Regions from separate parts of the Homo sapiens genome. Here region 2 is linked to region 1. The links are chromatin loops, found by intact Hi-C in ENCODE. Cell type or tissue: breast epithelium. All regions are shown on one strand. Region 1 overlaps TMEM259 (transmembrane protein 259). Region 2 overlaps STK11 (serine/threonine kinase 11).

The links. Hi-C counts contacts between places; a loop is a spot of excess contacts. Peaks named below come from ENCODE experiments on the same cell type or tissue, not always from the same donor. Only the 100,000 strongest peaks of a DNase experiment are listed, where the experiment ranks them.
Region 2: it touches region 1 in a loop (2.4-fold over the local background); 6 of 110 quality-filtered maps call a loop at or near these places.

What each region holds. Positions count from the first base shown.
Region 1 is chr19:1,010,108-1,018,107 of GRCh38, forward strand. TMEM259 (transmembrane protein 259) reads right to left here. Exons shown (of 11, transcript NM_001033026.2): 2 at 4,085-4,366; 3 at 3,134-3,233; 4 at 2,356-2,466; 5 at 1,959-2,081; 6 at 1,785-1,885; 7 at 1,634-1,691; 8 at 1,473-1,556; 9 at 1,260-1,392; 10 at 989-1,088; 11 at 1-788. The coding sequence ends at 243. Among named protein-coding and RNA genes, the nearest start is that of TMEM259, 7.0 kb to the right of the region's middle. RefSeq lists an enhancer at 4,628-5,161. In breast epithelium, no CTCF peak of the experiment used is centred here; no DNase peak of the experiment used is centred here; H3K4me3 peaks cover 2,475 bases; H3K27ac peaks cover 2,836 bases.
Region 2 is chr19:1,218,600-1,226,599 of GRCh38, forward strand. STK11 (serine/threonine kinase 11) reads left to right here. Exons shown (of 10, transcript NM_000455.5): 3 at 725-814; 4 at 1,774-1,906; 5 at 1,982-2,118; 6 at 2,614-2,741; 7 at 3,350-3,407; 8 at 4,386-4,573; 9 at 7,855-8,000. Among named protein-coding and RNA genes, the nearest start is that of CBARP-DT, 15 kb to the right of the region's middle. RefSeq lists an enhancer at 4,447-4,656. In breast epithelium, a CTCF peak has its summit at 3,038 (motif pointing right); no DNase peak of the experiment used is centred here; H3K27ac peaks cover 2,171 bases.

The DNA.
Region 1 (8,000 bases):
GAACCCCACCCCCTCTCCTTGCTGACCAGCTCAAACACCTCACTAGCGGGTACAAGCCTCGGGCGCGACCTCACACCAGGGGGAGGAAAGCCGCCTTCCGGGCAAACCCCACGAAACCCTGAAAGCCCCCGACACAGGCTGGGCAGTCCCAGAGGAAGGAGGTGGCTGGCCTCCCCCACCCCCACGGGCTCGGGAAGGTCAGGCCCAGCCAGCAGGGGTCAGAGGCGGCTCAGCTGTGCGGCTCAGGACCCCACCTCCGAGGGCGCCTCCGTTGGGGCCATGGAGGCCGGGCTAGGCCCGCCTACCGCAGCCCCCAGGGGAGTTGTGTCAGAAGCTGCGGAGTCACTCGGGGGGACACTGTCCTGGGGGGCGTGGGGGAGGCCCCCAGCAGGGCCCAGCGGGCTGGCTGGACGCCGCTCCAGGAGGGAGGCGCTCAGGCCGGACAGGAAGGAGGCGTCTGTGATGATGGCAGCGGTCTCTGCCATCCAACCCAGGTCACCACCGGCAGCTGCTGCCACTGAGGCTGCCGCGGCCACCAGGGAGCTGGGCGCCGCTGCCACAGGCCCGGGACTCCCGCTGGCCCCAGGCGAGACGGGGCCCAGGGCGGGGGGCTGGCCGGCAGAGTCAGGGGCTGTAGCCGGGGCGCCCGAGTTGTTGTTCATGTCATCGGGCAGCGCCGTGGGGGTCCCGGGGCCCAGTGGCGGCGCCTGAAGCAGCATCTCCTGGATGCGGACCTGCTGCAGGATGGCAGGCAGCTCGTAGTGGTGGAAGAAGTAGATCATGGAATGCTGCGGGAGGGAGAGTGGGAGTCAGGACGGGCCCGCCCCTGCCCCACCCAGCCGCTGCTCCCAGAGGGCAGCCCACCCGGGACCATCCACGCTACCTCTGCCCGCTTGGGCCGACCCCACAGGGCATCCTCCCCGGCTGCAGCCTCTCCTGCCTGGAAAGGCACGGCTGGCCTGCCCCCTGCTTGCCGCCCAGGCCTCACCTGGATGAAGAGCCAGGAGGTGACCAGGGCCAGGCTGCTATACTGCCCATTGAAGCGGTAGTGATAGGCATAGAAGGCGAAGTGGTAGAGATAGAAGAACCTGCGGGGCGGGGTGAGGGCGTCGGGGCTGCAGGTCCCACCCTGCCAGGCCCAGCCCCTGGGGTTCCCGCGTGGCGCAGCCACCACCCCCGCCTCCAGCGCCCCTCCCTCTGGCAGCCCCCTACCCCTGCCCACCAGCACCCACTCCACCCTGCCCCCGCGCCACGCTCACCGCAGCCAATGCCGCTTGCTGGTGCTGGTGTGGCAGCAGATGGCGTCATACTGGTCCGCGAGCCACACGATGAGGATGATGTAGAAGGCGGTGGTGGTGTCGTTGAAGAACTCCGACATGATGGCCTCCATCCCTGCAGGGAGAGGCGGCGCCGGTTGAAGCGGGCGGGGCGGGGTGCAGCGCGGGGCGGGGGAGGCCGGGTGGGGTCCTCACCGACGAGGGCCAGGATGACGGTCAGCAGGGGCGCTGCGGGGAAGGCGATGGCCATGTTCATCTCCAGCATCTGCAGCAGGTCCACTGCGGGCACAGGGCGGCGGGCGCCCGGTGAGGGCCTGGAGGACGCCCGCCCCGCCCTGCGCCGGCGGGACACTCACCGATGAAGACGAAGATCTGGTGGTGTGAGTACCGCAGCAGCATGGACACGCTCAGCGTCTGCAAGGGGCGCGCAGGAAGCGCTATGAGGGGCTGCGAGGGCCTGCTTGGCTCCCGCCCGGCCAGCCCCCGCACCCGCCCCGAGGCACTCACGAAGATGACCATGATGGCGAAGGCGGCCAGGTAGGACGTCCGCGCCATCCACATGCTCACAAAGCGGTAGTGCTCGCCCGACACCACATTCCGCAGGAAGCCTGCAGCAGAAGGAGCCGTGAGCGCCCGCCCCCACCCGCGCCCTCGCACCCTCGGCCCCGGGGCATGCCTCACCCTTGTTCTCCTCGTTCTCGGCCAGGCCCTTCACGCTGGACATGAGGATGTCATCGTAGCCCAGGAACTCATCCAGCAGCAGGCGGCTGAAGCGGTCCCCGAAGCACTGGTCCCGCGTGGGGTCTGCGGGTGGGTGAATCAGGGAGCCGGGAGCCCCGCCCAGGCCACCCCCTGGGCCCTGCCCCAGCTGGCTCCATTGCTGAGGCCTGGCCTGCTTCCTGGCCCTGCCCATTCTTAGGAAACCCATCCAGGACCCCAGCCCTGGGAAGCGTGCCTGGGGCGGGGCAGACCCCAGTGCTTCCTGCACAGCCCCCCGTCCCGCACCAGCAGGAGGAGACCCGAGGGAGGAGGGGAGGCCCCGCCATGGAGCTCCCCAAGCCCAGCAGCTCAGACTCACCCAGGGTGACCACCATGACGGGGATGCTCAGGCGCTGGCGGGTGGCCTGCGACAGGCGAAGGAAGCCATACTCTAGTGAGTACTCCACGATGTACTCGTCCTGCGGCCACACTGCAGGGCAGAACCAGGGACCAGGTCAGCGCCCCCACACACGTCCCCCGCCCACTGCCAGCAGGCAAGGCAGGCGTTGAGGGGTGGAGGGTGAGACCTGCTGAGCCCTGGGCCCCAGGTGGGTGCTGGGAGGACCCCTACATGGACACTTGGGATGGTGCCCACTCAAGCTGGTGTCCTGCCCTGTGCACTGCAGAGGCTGGCCAGGCTCCTCCTCCCGTGGCCCCCTCTCCCTGGCTGGGGCTGGCTGGGTGCAGGGCTGCCCCACTGCCCTGGCGGCCCCCAGCACACCCCCAACACTTCAGAGGCCCCGGCCCTCTGGATAGACCCTCTGCTGCCAGATGGGCAGGGGTGGGGGCGGGGGCGGGGGCTTCCCTGAGCACAGCCCGCTAGAACTCTGAGCTCAGAGCCGAAGGGATCCATCCCCTCCAAGTCGCCGTTCACGAGGATCCCAGAAAGGATGAGCTGAGCCAGTTACCCCAGGCTCTGGGGTGTCCCCACAGCCTCCTGTGCTGACAGATGGGGAAATCGAGGCACGGGGGTGCCCTCAACGGTCCAGGACATGCAGCCAGCAGGCTGGGGATGTTCGGAGGGACCCCGCCTGCACCCCAGCACCCCATGACTGAGGCAACCCCGTGAGGCAGTACACCTTTGGTGGGTGGCCTACCTTTGGTGGGCGTCTCGGGGAAGGGGAACTCCTGGCTGTCATTCAGGGCCTCTGTGCTACTCGGCGGCTTGAACACCTTGGGCTCGATGTCCAGCTCAAACTGTGGGCGACCAGGGACCTGGGTGTCAGCAGCGCCAGCCCGGGCTGTGAGGGCCCAGCCTGAGGATACAGTCCTGCTAATGGGAAGGGACTGGAAGCCTCAGCCTCTGCCCCACCACTGACCAGGCCAGGGTGGACTACGTGTGCCTCCCGCCTCAGCTGGGACCCCACCTCAACACCAAGCCTGCCCTGCTGTGAGGCCATCTCCAGCACAGCTCTGAATCCTGAAGCTGAGGCAAGGGCCAGCTACAGGCAGTAGACCCCATGGAAGGGTCCATGATGCTCTGCCCAAACACTCAAACTCTTGGGGTTGGCTCTGTGGGAACAGGTGGGACCCCAAACCCTGACTGCTGAAGCAAAAACATCTCCCACCAGGCTGTGGGGCCCAACACAGCCACCTGGTCCCACCAGTGCCCAAGGCCACCACAAGCTGACCGGGAACCCAGCACCTCTGCAGGCAGTGGGGCCACCTCAGGACGGCCAGGATGGGCCCAGAGCTCTTAGCTTTCAGCCCCCAGGCCTCCTCAGCTATTGCTGCCCACTGCATCCCCAGCCCCAGCCAATCCCCTCCCCGGAACAGCTACTCTCAAAGGCCCGAGTCTGCCCAGCCCAAGTCCTCCCCGAGATCCCCCTGCCCTGCCCAGGCCTCTAGCAGGGCGACAGGCCGAGGGTCTTGCTTCAGAGCCCCCAGGCCACCAAAAGGCCACGGCAGGCAGGGGCGGCCTTGTCTGCATGCCAGGTCCCTGAAAGTCAAGAACCCCAACATCCTGTCGATGTCAGGAACCGCCCCTTCAGCGACCAGCATCTACGGGGCGCTGGCCTCTGCTGCAGCTGAGCCCAGGCCTGGCTCACCTTGATGGAGCTGTTCCCAAACATCTCCATGGTCAGCTCTTCCTCCTCCTCATCTTCCATGTCCAGGTTGCTGCCTGGTTCCACGGCCAGGCCCGGGAAGCTCCCGCGGCCGCCGCTGTCACAGAACTGTAGGAAGACGGGCGCGCGGCTCGAGTTGTGCCGCACTTCCACACGCAGGATGCCCTCACGCGGCCACTTGTCACGCACATGCTCCAGGCAGTTGATGGGCGAGCGGGAGAAGACGATGTGGATGTAGGCCAGGACGAAGAGCACAAACAGGGCCTAGGGGGCGGCCGGCAGTCAGTGGGGCGCCCCAGGGCCAGCTGCAGCCGACACCCAAGGGCCTACGTGATGGGGCGTGATGGGGCGCGCTGGGACGCCCAGGACGGGGAAAGGAAGGAAACCCCAGAAGCCGAATTGGGCTCTGAGGACCCTGGGTCCCTCCCACGCTGACTGCACCGGGCCAGCCCCTCACATAGTCCAAGTGACTGAGGATCCGGGGGACGCCCCACTCCAACCCCGGAGGGGCTCTGCCACCTGCAGCCCGGCTCTGACAGGCCCTGGGGCTTCGGCAAGGCCTGTGACTGCCCCGCACCTCCTCAGGGGTGAGCCGGACGAAGCCAGCAGGCCGGGGCCCTCTCAGATGCACACAGGACCCCCCAAACCTGGGAGGAGACGAGGCTGGACTCAGACCCACCAAGTGGAGCACACCAGGGCCCTCTGCCAGCCAACGGCTCCCGCCCTGCAAGCAGCAGCATGGGTGTTGCCGCCACCCCAGGGCCACCAGCTGGACCCACTGTCTACGAAAGAGGGCACAGCCCTCCACAGCCCAACCTGCTGCTTCCTGCCTCACCTTCCGCTGCGTCCCCAGCACTCCCCTGATCTCACCACCTGAAAATAGCTTCTCTCACCTGGCGGGGCGCCCTGTGCAACCCTCCCAGGCCTGGCGGGGCCAGCCGCAGCTGCTGGGGACACAGTGGACCTCCGTGGCTGGGCAGAGCGCCCCACGGCAGGGCGAGGCTGCCGTGCCCGAGGCACAACCTATGAACTGGGGTGCCAGCAGCTCTCACCTGGGGGCTCCTGCCCAGGGGATGCTTGGGACATCTGTGGTTGTCACAATTGGGGGAGCTCCTGGCATGGAGTGGGTGAGGCCAGGGATGCTGCTCGGCACCCCGCAGTGCCCAGGACGGCCCCACCCCGACGTCCACAGGGCTTGGGGAGCCCACGCCCCAGCGTGCTGCAGGCACAACTCAGAGTGGGGCCCCTCTAGGGGCAGTTCAGGGCAGCCCCTCTTCCAGGGAGCCCGCCTCACCGTCTGGCGGTTTGGCTGCCCACTGTACCTCCCAACCTGAGGTCCAGGCATCACCCCCGAGCCTGGTGAGGGTCACGTCTACCTGCTGCCCCGATCCGCAAAACTGAGGACCCAGCTGGGCCAAGGGGGCGCCCACGGCCACATGGAACCCCAGACTCTCAGGGAAGAATTGATCAGACTCAAAATCACAAGCCAGAGAGCCTGGAGCACAGGGCCCCTCCGTGACCCGTGACCTGCTGGCAGGTGCACCAATGCCCGGGGTGCAGTGAGCCACCTGTGGCCGCACAGCCATAGGCAAGACCACCAGGAGCCTCAACTCTTCCACGCCCACAGTGAGCTGGGGCCTCCTCTCCAGAACCCTCTGTAGACTGAGCAAAGGGCCGAGTCAGCAAAGCAACCCACTTCCAGCCCGGCCGCAGTGCTGTGACCTGTGGGAGGCCCTGAGTCTGAGCACGGATAAAGCCCTGGGTCTAGCCGCACGTGCACCTGGGGCGAGCCCCATCACACTCCCCAGCCCCAGGAGCTGGAGAATCCCTTGGGCTGATCTGAACTGCATTTCTAGTCCTTACAGCCAAAAGAGCCGCAGGGGATGAAGGCTGGCCCGGCGCTGAGATTTAAGCAGAAACAGGCAAGAGCAGAACCCTGACCGCCAGGCATTCAGGCCCCGCCCACAGACGCCGGAGCTACAAATGAGGGGTGGGCGGGGGGAGGGGGCAGGGCCCTCTGCTGGGGAGGGTTCCCCTGTGTCCTGGGGAAGACAGGGAGGGCAGTGTGGAAGGGGGGCAGCCCCGGAGCCTGAGATGCTTTCAAAGCCTAGCGTTTCCCCATATGGCATCTGGGGACAGGAGCCACGGAGGCTGGGCCCAGTGGTGGGTCACGGTCAGAGACACTGACCCCACAGCCCCTCGGCTCAGCACTCTCAGGAGAGAGGGGCCCGCGAGGCCCATGGTGGATGCTGCTGGTGGCCACGCTCTGCCTTCCAGGCCCACACATCCAGCAGGAGCTGTGCCCAGGACAGCAATGGACCCTGTGCCAAGATGTTCCAAAAAGTGCTGATACACAGTGGGCCGAGGTCGGGGCTGTCCAACGCTTCACAAGGGACGCACGGCTGTTACCATCCCTGGTTTATATACGAGGAACTGACACAGAGGTCCCGACAGACCTGGACCTGCTGAGGTCACATGGCCAGGAGGGAGGGGCCAGGGCAGTGCCAGTCTGCACAATTAAGGCCCCACGGGGAAGAGCAGCTCCTGGGGTTGCCCTGGGCAGGGTCAGCTTGGTCCAGGGTCAGCGGGAGAGGGCACAGGACACACATCCTGCCACACCCAGCACTGGTGTGAGTGACCCGTCCCATGAAGACAGCGGACGTGATGAGAGGGCACCAGTGTTTTCACACAATGTGCACACACTCCAGTCAAAGACTTCAAGTCCACCAGACGCTATGACTCAGACGTCACTGTGTCTCTGCCCCATCAGGTGCTCCGTGCTGACCGAGCTCAGGGCCCCTCTTCCCTGACTGAGCATGACCAGAAAAATGCCCCACTGGACAAGGCCCGTTGCCGCCAAAGCCTCAGCTCCCCTTCAGTCTCCCACCACAAAACAAGGAGCAGGCACCACCCAGCCAGACGCAGGCTCATCCCGAGTCCCGGGTCCTCCTCCCCAAGACCTGTCTGTCATCAGCCACCCTGCAGCAGCCACCTCACCAGGCCCGGCCCTGAGCCACACGCCCAGGCAGCCTCGTCCACGCCCACAGTAACCCTCCCCAGGGAGCTCACCTGCAAATGCTCCCATGGGCCCCTGGCCACCCTCTGCCCGCAACCTGGCTCAGCCACTCGCATGCCCTGGGTGGTCCAGTCCCCTACACTCCATGACCCTGTCCCTGACCCAGGCTCCCCAGCAGGCACCCACATGCTCCAGCCCCACGGCCTTCCCACACGCTCTCCAGCTGCCTGGACACCCCACCCCATCCCACTGGCTGTGGCTCACCTCCAGGAGGCCCTGCCCACCCAGCACAGGAGTCACCCCACCCCTATGACCCTTCCTTCCTCCGGGTCAGCCCACACACGGCTGCACCCACAGGAGCACCTCCCCCAGCCTGGGGCCGTGCTCACCGCCTCCTCCAGGAAGCTTCCTGGATGTTCTGGCCGAGGCTCTCAGGGCACCCCAACACTCGGCCACTGGGTGGGCCTTTCCTTTCCTGTCTCCCCACAGACCTGGAGTGCCAGGAGCAGCCTGCCCGCTCTCTGGGTATTTGACTGACCCACAGACCGACGGACACACAAGCCCGCGGAGCCACACTCTCCTCCCAGGTGGGACACAGAGCCCTCAGCCCCAGCCAGGAAACACTACCTGGGGCTCCCCTTTGTCCACCCGGGGTGCTTCCTGCCTCCAGGCCACCGGGGCCTCTCCTTCCACTGCAGCCTCACAGTGGCCTCAATGTGACAGGTCCCCCATTCAGAGCAGGGCCCCTGGGGTCTCACATACCCCGTCTTTAATCGTCACGACCCCACAAGAGGAGCCCCATTACTCCCTGTGGCTAGGCGCGGGCCCCTGCCCATGTCCAGGGGTGCTGAGTCGAGACCCCTTCACCCTGTGGGCATCCAC
Region 2 (8,000 bases), 210 kb after region 1:
GGAGACTGGCACACGAGGGCCGTGGCCTTCCCTGGTTCCCCGGAAGTCAGCCATTGTGGCAATGGCTGCGCAGCTTGCTGAAAGGGGCCCTGAGCCCTGGCCCCTGTGTCTTGGGCCCGTGGGGTGTCAAGTCCCTTTTTTCTCAGAGTCTCCTCCCAGGCTAACCAGGGGTGTAGCCACGGTCTGCCTGAGACAGGCCACGCGGGCTGACCGTTGTGGGCCATTTTGGTCGTGGCTGGGCGTGTCCTCGTGTCATCTGTGGACACCCCCATGGGTCTTACGGGCACAGCCTCCCTACGGGGACTTTGCTTCCTAAGGCCCTGTGCCCAGAGCAAGAGCCAGAAGTGGTCCTGAGGCTGGGGCTGTGTTCCCTGAGCCACGCGGTCAGGGGCCCTGGGACCGTCCTGCATGGGCCCGAGCCTGCTTGGGGGGGCGTCCAGGAGGCACCATCCCCCGCCCATGGGCAGGGTGGGGGACGTGAGCCCCGCAGGAACGCTGCCCCAAGAGTCAGCCCTGTCCTCCCCTTCCCCGTAGGCTCCTTCCTCCTGGGACGCTGGGGCCCCTGGGCCTTTTCAGAGGGGTGGCTGAGGGCAGGGTGGGCCCTGGTCCCGAGGAGGGGCAAGGTGGGTGCAGAGGGTCCCTCCAGAGCCCCTTTTCTGGCCCCCGTGCTCCCTGGGCCTGTGAGTGGGGCCGCCCCCTGAGCTGTGTGTCCTTAGCGCCCCACGTATATGGTGATGGAGTACTGCGTGTGTGGCATGCAGGAAATGCTGGACAGCGTGCCGGAGAAGCGTTTCCCAGTGTGCCAGGCCCACGGGTGCGTGCGCGGGGCAGGGGCCAGGGTGGGGCGGGGGCCGGGGGCCAGGCAGGGCAGGCTCCTTTCCGTGAGGCCACACTGCTTGTCCTGATATTCATTGACATGAAGGCCCAAGTTTTTTTGTTTTTTTGTTTTTTTGTGTTTTTTTTCGAGATGGAGTCTCACTCTGTCGCCCAGGCTGGAGTGCAATGGTGCGATCTCGGCTCACTGCAAGCTCCGCCTCCGAGGTTCACGCCATTCTTCTGCCTCAGCTTCCCGAGTAGCTGGGATTACAGGCGCCCGCCACCACGCCCGGCTAATTTTTTGTATTTTTAGTAGAGACGGGGTTTCACCGTGTTAGCCAGGATGGTCTCAAACTCCTGACCTCGTGATCCGCCTGCCTCAGCCTCCCAAAGTGCTGGGATTACAGGCATGAGCTACCACGCCCGGCCTTGTAAAGGCCCAAGTTTTTAAAAACAGTTTTGGGGTCCCCCATGTGTGGCATCCACAGGCAGGGCTGCTGCCAACCTCCCGCCTCCATCTTTGCTGGGCCTGCTGCCTGAGGCCAGTGGCCTGCTTCCAGCCCATCGCTGGCAGCCGCCTGCCCTGACCAGATCTCCTGGATGCAGGTCTGTGGCCTCAGAGTCAGGGCCCCTTGCTGCTGCAGGACCACAGGGGCAGGGAGGGGCCTGCTGTTCCAGCAAGACTTTGGGGTGCAGCCGGCCTGTGGCCCACAGGAAAATGAGACCTGTGGACATCCGGGGCCCTGCCAGACGTGGCTCGGCCGGACGAGGGTGGCCACTGCAGGCGCAGGTGTGGCTCCCTGCTGGACCTAGCCTTTCCTCTGTCCTGTGTGCCTGGACTTCTGTGACTTCCCAGCTGGGCCTGTGGTGTTTGGGAGGCTCCCAGGCAGCTGCAAAGGGGACCCCTGTGAGGGGCAGGGAGGCCTCGGCCCCAGGACGGGTGTGTGCTGCCCGCAGGTACTTCTGTCAGCTGATTGACGGCCTGGAGTACCTGCATAGCCAGGGCATTGTGCACAAGGACATCAAGCCGGGGAACCTGCTGCTCACCACCGGTGGCACCCTCAAAATCTCCGACCTGGGCGTGGCCGAGGTAGGCACGTGCTAGGGGGGGCCCTGGGGCGCCCCCTCCCGGGCACTCCCTGAGGGCTGCACGGCACCGCCACAGGCACTGCACCCGTTCGCGGCGGACGACACCTGCCGGACCAGCCAGGGCTCCCCGGCTTTCCAGCCGCCCGAGATTGCCAACGGCCTGGACACCTTCTCCGGCTTCAAGGTGGACATCTGGTCGGCTGGGGTCACCCTGTAAGTGCCCCGCCCCCCCGGGCACTCACCACACGCACACTCCGAGGGGCCTCTGCGTCTTGGGCAGCTGCCGGCCTGTGGGCGCAGGGCGTGGCCACCGGCCCAGACCCTCTCTGGCCACAGCCGCTAGGGGGTGCTTACTTTATGGAAATGTAACTCATACGGCAGATGGTGGTTCACCCGTGTGAAGTGCAGCCTGGCCCGTCAGGGATCTTCACAGAGTGGCACGGCCGACCCTCCTCCCAGAGCCCCACAGGGAAGCTGGGCGGGTGACAGCAGCTCCAGGCCCCTTCCCCGGGTGGGTCCAGAGGACACTCCCCTCCTACCCCGTAGCCTCCACTAGTGGAAGGTGGTGAAGACAGAGGTGTCCTTGAGTCCACAGGGCCTCTGGTCCAGCAGCCACGGGACGCCTCTGTCCCTGGGGTAGAGCTGGGGCTCCTAGGGCGTCAACCACCTTGACTGACCACGCCTTTCTTCCCTCCCCTCGAAATGAAGCTACAACATCACCACGGGTCTGTACCCCTTCGAAGGGGACAACATCTACAAGTTGTTTGAGAACATCGGGAAGGGGAGCTACGCCATCCCGGGCGACTGTGGCCCCCCGCTCTCTGACCTGCTGAAAGGTGGGAGCCTCATCCCTCTGCCCGCAGCCCCAGGGAGGCGGGGCTTTTGTGCAGAAATGTAGGGTTGGGGGTGTCAGGTGGGGGGCTATTGGCCCCGAGACCCCAGCAGGCATTGAGAGGACTGAGTGGAGAGGCCGACCTCCCCGCAGGGCCTGGTTTGCCAGGTCCCTCAGCTCCACCCTGCTTCTGGGCCCTGTTCACCCTCCGAACTCCCACCCCAGAGGGCAGTGCTGCCCTGCGCCTCCCCCAGCCCCACCCTCGGGGGCTCCCTGGCTTGCAGGGTCTGTCAGGGTTGTCCTGCTGCACTTCCTACGCATGGCAGCAGGTGGCACTGGCCGTCCGTCCATCTGCCCAGTGGCCTTGGGAGAACGGAACCGCCCTGGCCGTCCAGCCCAGCCCTGTCTCCCTGCCAGCCGCGCACAGGCTGTCCCCGGCATGTCCCAGGAGTGGAGTGGCCTCTGTCAGGGAGACCGCCTGTGCGCGGGGTCCCCCTTAGGAGCGTCCAGGTATCACCCAGGGCCTGACAACAGAGGCTGGGCAGGCGGGGACGGTTGGTGGGGTCTCAGGCCTGTGCCCAGCTGACAGGCTCCTCGCCGGCTTCTCCTCAGGGATGCTTGAGTACGAACCGGCCAAGAGGTTCTCCATCCGGCAGATCCGGCAGCACAGGTGAGCGGCCCCTGGGGGCAGTGGGGCCGAGGCTGCAGGGAGGCCGGCCATGTGGGCAGCTGGTTGAGCGGGCGCTAGAGCAGGGCGTGGTGGGGGTGCCAGGCTGGGCTGGGGCCAGACCCCGTGCAGCGCCCGCAGTTCTCGGGGCCCGAGTGGGGTCTCTGGGCAGTGTCCTGTTACCGGCCAGACCCAGGCGCCTTGTCCGAACTGGGGTCTGAGTGAGGACATGCGTCCGTCCCTGCCCTAGGCATGGAGATGCGCCAGGAAGGGCACAGCTGGTCCCAAACACTGGCGAGAGCCTCTCTTTTTCCCCTCCTCCTGGGGCTCCCAGCAGCAGGGTGTGGCTGGGATCCAGCCCAGGGCCCCCAGCTCCATGACAGGGAAGACAGAGCAGCGGACGGGGTCAGCAGGCCCCACAGTGCCGCCTCCCTCACTTCGTGGGCTCTGCTCCTCTGCACCAGCCCCTGGAGGCCCTTGAGCCGTCTGCTGGAGCCCCTCCGAGCCCCGAGGCCACCCACTGAGACCGGCTCTGGGAGTGGGAGTGTCCGGACCCCTGAGGCGCTGGTGCTGATTGTGCCTTGGGGGTCTCTGCACAGCTCGGGTCATCTGGGCGCCTGGCGGGGACTGGGGCTGCCCCCCGATAGCCTCCTGGGCTGGGATGTGCTCAGGGCCCCCCAGACCCCCTTCTGGCCTTTGCTGGCTTTGCAGCCAGCATCCATCTGGTGGGTGCTGGCTTCTGAGTGCCACCTGGGACACAGGCCTCAGGGTGGAGGGGACATCTGTCAGGCTTGGAGTCAGGTCAGCCTGCCTGCTCCTAGAGGACATGGCTGAGCTTCTGTGGTCACAGCCACCCCTTGCACGGCCTGGTCCCAGCTCCTGAGTGTGTGGCAGGTACCCTGGGCCCAGAGGAGCTGGGTCGGAAAACTGGACCGCCCTGGTGCCAGCCTGACAGGCGCCACTGCTTCTGGGCGTTTGCAGCTGGTTCCGGAAGAAACATCCTCCGGCTGAAGCACCAGTGCCCATCCCACCGAGCCCAGACACCAAGGACCGGTGGCGCAGCATGACTGTGGTGCCGTACTTGGAGGACCTGCACGGCGCGGACGAGGACGAGGACCTCTTCGACATCGAGGATGACATCATCTACACTCAGGACTTCACGGTGCCCGGTGAGTCTGGCGGGGGCCCCTGCCCGGCTCTGCTGACTCGGCCAGGATGTCCCACGGGAGCAGGGTGCCTGCCTGTCTGCAACAAGGACAGCTTCTGCCCTCTGGTGGCCAATCCCACGTCCCCAAAGCCTCCAGCCCACCTGCAGGCTGCCTCCGCCCTGCGGGCCGCTGGGACATGGCTGAAAGGTGTGGGGTCAGCGGGGGCACCAGCCCAGGCCTGTCTGGCCAGGAGGGTTCCTCAGGCGTCTCTCCGGGTGCTGCCCAGCCAGGCACCACCCACCGGCCTTGGCCTGAGTCCCAGCAGGAGCAGGCGGGGGAGCCCCAGGGTCGGGGGAGGGTAGGTGAGAGTCAGGGTGCAGGGTGGCCCCTCAGACAGCTGGCATGAGAGAGGGTCCAGTGGCCCTCCCTCCCGTCGTCCCTGAGGCCTGCCCGCTGGCCCTGATGCCGGCCGCCCTTCTTCCCTAGGTGGCGAGGAGGCGTCTGAGGCAGGGCTTAGAGCGGAGCGCGGCTTGCAGAAGAGCGAGGGCTCAGACCTTTCAGGAGAGGAAGCCTCTCGGCCGGCGCCGCAGTAGTGCCTGAGGAGGAGCTCAGGGCCTTAGCGTAGGGGCGGCCCACATTGGCAGCCAGCCCCTCCCCGCCATGCTCCCGGCTTGGCTGTGTTCGGCCCAGGGCTGGGCCGTGTCATAAAGAGTTTTGCAGTGTATCTGCAGGGTGGATGCTTGCTGCGCTCGGGCTGGAGCCTGAGGGGGCTTTCTGCTTTACTGTTTCAGCGGGAAGTGGTGGGCAGGGGCCGGCCTGAGAAGGGGGGTACGCCAGGCAGGTTGGGATGTGAGGACCCAGTGCACAGGGTCCACCCCCGGGCCCGAGGGTCCCAGAATAGTGGGGGCCCTGCAGAGAGCCCCCCATTAGGTCCCTCAGCACTCCTGGGCCCCTCATCAAACCCCTAGGCTCAGCTCAGTAGCTGGTCCCCAGGAGAGTACAGTGTGGGGGCCCCCGAGAGCACAGTGTATGGGGGTCCCCGGGGGGTACAGTGTCTGGGGGCCCCCCAGGAGGATGCAGCATGTGGGGGCCCCCCAGGAGGGTACAGCGTGTGTGGGGCCCCCAGGATCACAGGGTCTCAGCTCCTGGGCTCTTGGATTTGCAGCACCACGACCATCGCGTCTGGTCTGTTGGAACGGGAGGTGCTGCTGGGTACCCTGGTCACTAGGGTGTGCTGGGAGGTGGGGGCCCCTCATGGTGCCCATCCTTGGGGCCTGGCTGCAATTTGACCCCAGGCCCAGGGTCTTCTGCCTTTCAGAGCCCTGGTGCCCTGAGACGGGCAGCCAGGCAAATCCCAGGCAGGAGGGCCAGTTAGGGCAGGGCCAGCCCAGGCAGGTTGCGAGAGTCCCTACTGGGACGTGGACCACACGCTGACCCCCACGGCCGCCCCTGCAGGCCAGGATCCCTGAGCCAGGACCCGGCACTGGCTTCCCTCCTGGGGACCCTCAGGCCTGTGTGAGACCTGGGCTGCCCTGGGGTGAGGTGCCTGGGAGGAGAGCAGGGGCTGGGCCACCTTTTTCATGACCCTGCTAAGCCCACTGTGGGTGGTGAGGAGGAGTACCCAGCAGGGGGAAGGGCCGCCAGACCACTCGGCATGGCTGAGGCCTCAGTACTCAGTACTGGGTACTCAGGTGGACGCCCCTCCCACTGCTCAGATGCTGGGGACAGGCTCAACTTCAGGCTTCAGCGTGAGCCCCGTCCCTGACCTGCAGAGCCCCCTTGCGTTGGGGCAGGACAGCCCGGCGCCCTCGGGTCAGGCCATCCTCTGCGCTCTGCCGGGGCTGCTGCATCGGCCTCTGCGTGCCTCCACTTTGGCCTCACGTGTCCCTACCCAGGATGCGGGTCCTGCTGCCAACACCCAGATCCCAGGGAAGGGGCTTGGGCTAGATCCTGGGCACCAGTGCAGACAGGAGTGTGGGGTGGGGCAAGGGCCCAGTGGCGGCTGTGCCCGCTGATGCAGAGCTGGGGCACCTTGTCCACAGGGTCTGCCCCACCAGAGACGGGCTGGGCCCAAGCTCAGACCTATGGGTGCAATTGGTGCCTCCTCACCAAGGTCTTTTTTATCTTTTTTTTTTTTTGGAGACAGAGTCTTGCTCTGTCGCCCAGGCTGGAGTGCTGTGGTGCGATCTCGGCTCACTGCAACCTCCACCTCCCGGATTCAAGCAATTCTGCCTCAGCCTCCTGAGTAGCTGGGATTACAAGTGCGCGCCAGCATGCCCGGCTAATTTTTGTATGTTTAGTAGAGACGGGGGTTTCACCATGTTGGTCAGGCTGGTCTCAAACTCCTAACCTCATGATCTGCCCACCTCGGCCTCCCAAAGTGCTGGGATTACAAGCGTGAGCCACCGCGACCGGCCCAAGGTGCTTTTTTAAAGCTAGTGACTTCCTGTGCACATGGGGTGGGTGTGTGGCAAGTTCTGGAAGCTGCTGAGTCAGCCACTGGTCCATTCTCGGAGCTGGGGCTCTGCACTGGGCACATGAGCTCTGGGGCAGCCCGGGGCGGCCTCCCACTGACTTCGCCCGGGAGGGGCCTCGGGGATGGCTCGGCAGCCAGTGTGTTCGCGGAGTCCTCGCCAACCACCACGGCTCCTCGCAGGGACAGTACGTGGGCAGCTTCCTGCACTTTCCCCTGCCATTGTGAGAACAGTGTCCACCTGGGCAGGGTGGGCAGCCCCAGGCCTGTGGGTTTCACCAGGGTGCTGGTGATGGTTGGTGGCTAGCAGGGACTGGGGGCAGCTGGGGGCCCTGGCAGGCTGAGCTCTGCTCCCCGCGTGGTTCTGTGCTGGCATTTCGCGTGCCTGGCCTGAGCCTGGCCCGAGCCTGGCCCTCCTGTGTCCTCACAGATGAGCATGTGGCGGCTCCTGGGCCTCTAGAACCAACCATGGGCCAGGGTGCCCCAGGGGAGCACGGGAGGGTCCTGCCTTGTCAGCTTGCCTCCTACTCGTGAGGTTCCTGCAGTCAGTACCTGGGTGGGGTCCCACCTGCGGCCATGGCAGGTGCAACAGACGTGGTGGAGGGGACACTCCTGCCCAGGCCATCTGCGGGAGGCTCAGCCCCGGGGGGTGCCTCCCAGAGCTGCTGGGGGGCAGCATTTCAGGCTGGATACACCTGGGCCTGACCCGGGGGCGGGCATGGCCTGGGCAGCAGCTGTAAGTGCGTCCCCGTGGTGGGGGCCAGCCAGGTCCCTGTGGCTCTGGGGTTGCGCCCCTCAGCTCAGGCCACACTTGCCGTCTCCCTCCCAGGACAGGTCCCAGAAGAGGAGGCCAGTCACAATGGACAGCGCCGGGGCCTCCCCAAGGCCGTGTGTATGAACGGCACAGAGGCGGCGCAGCTGAGCACCAAATCCAGGGCGGAGGGCCGGGCCCCCAACCCTGCCCGCAAGGCCTGC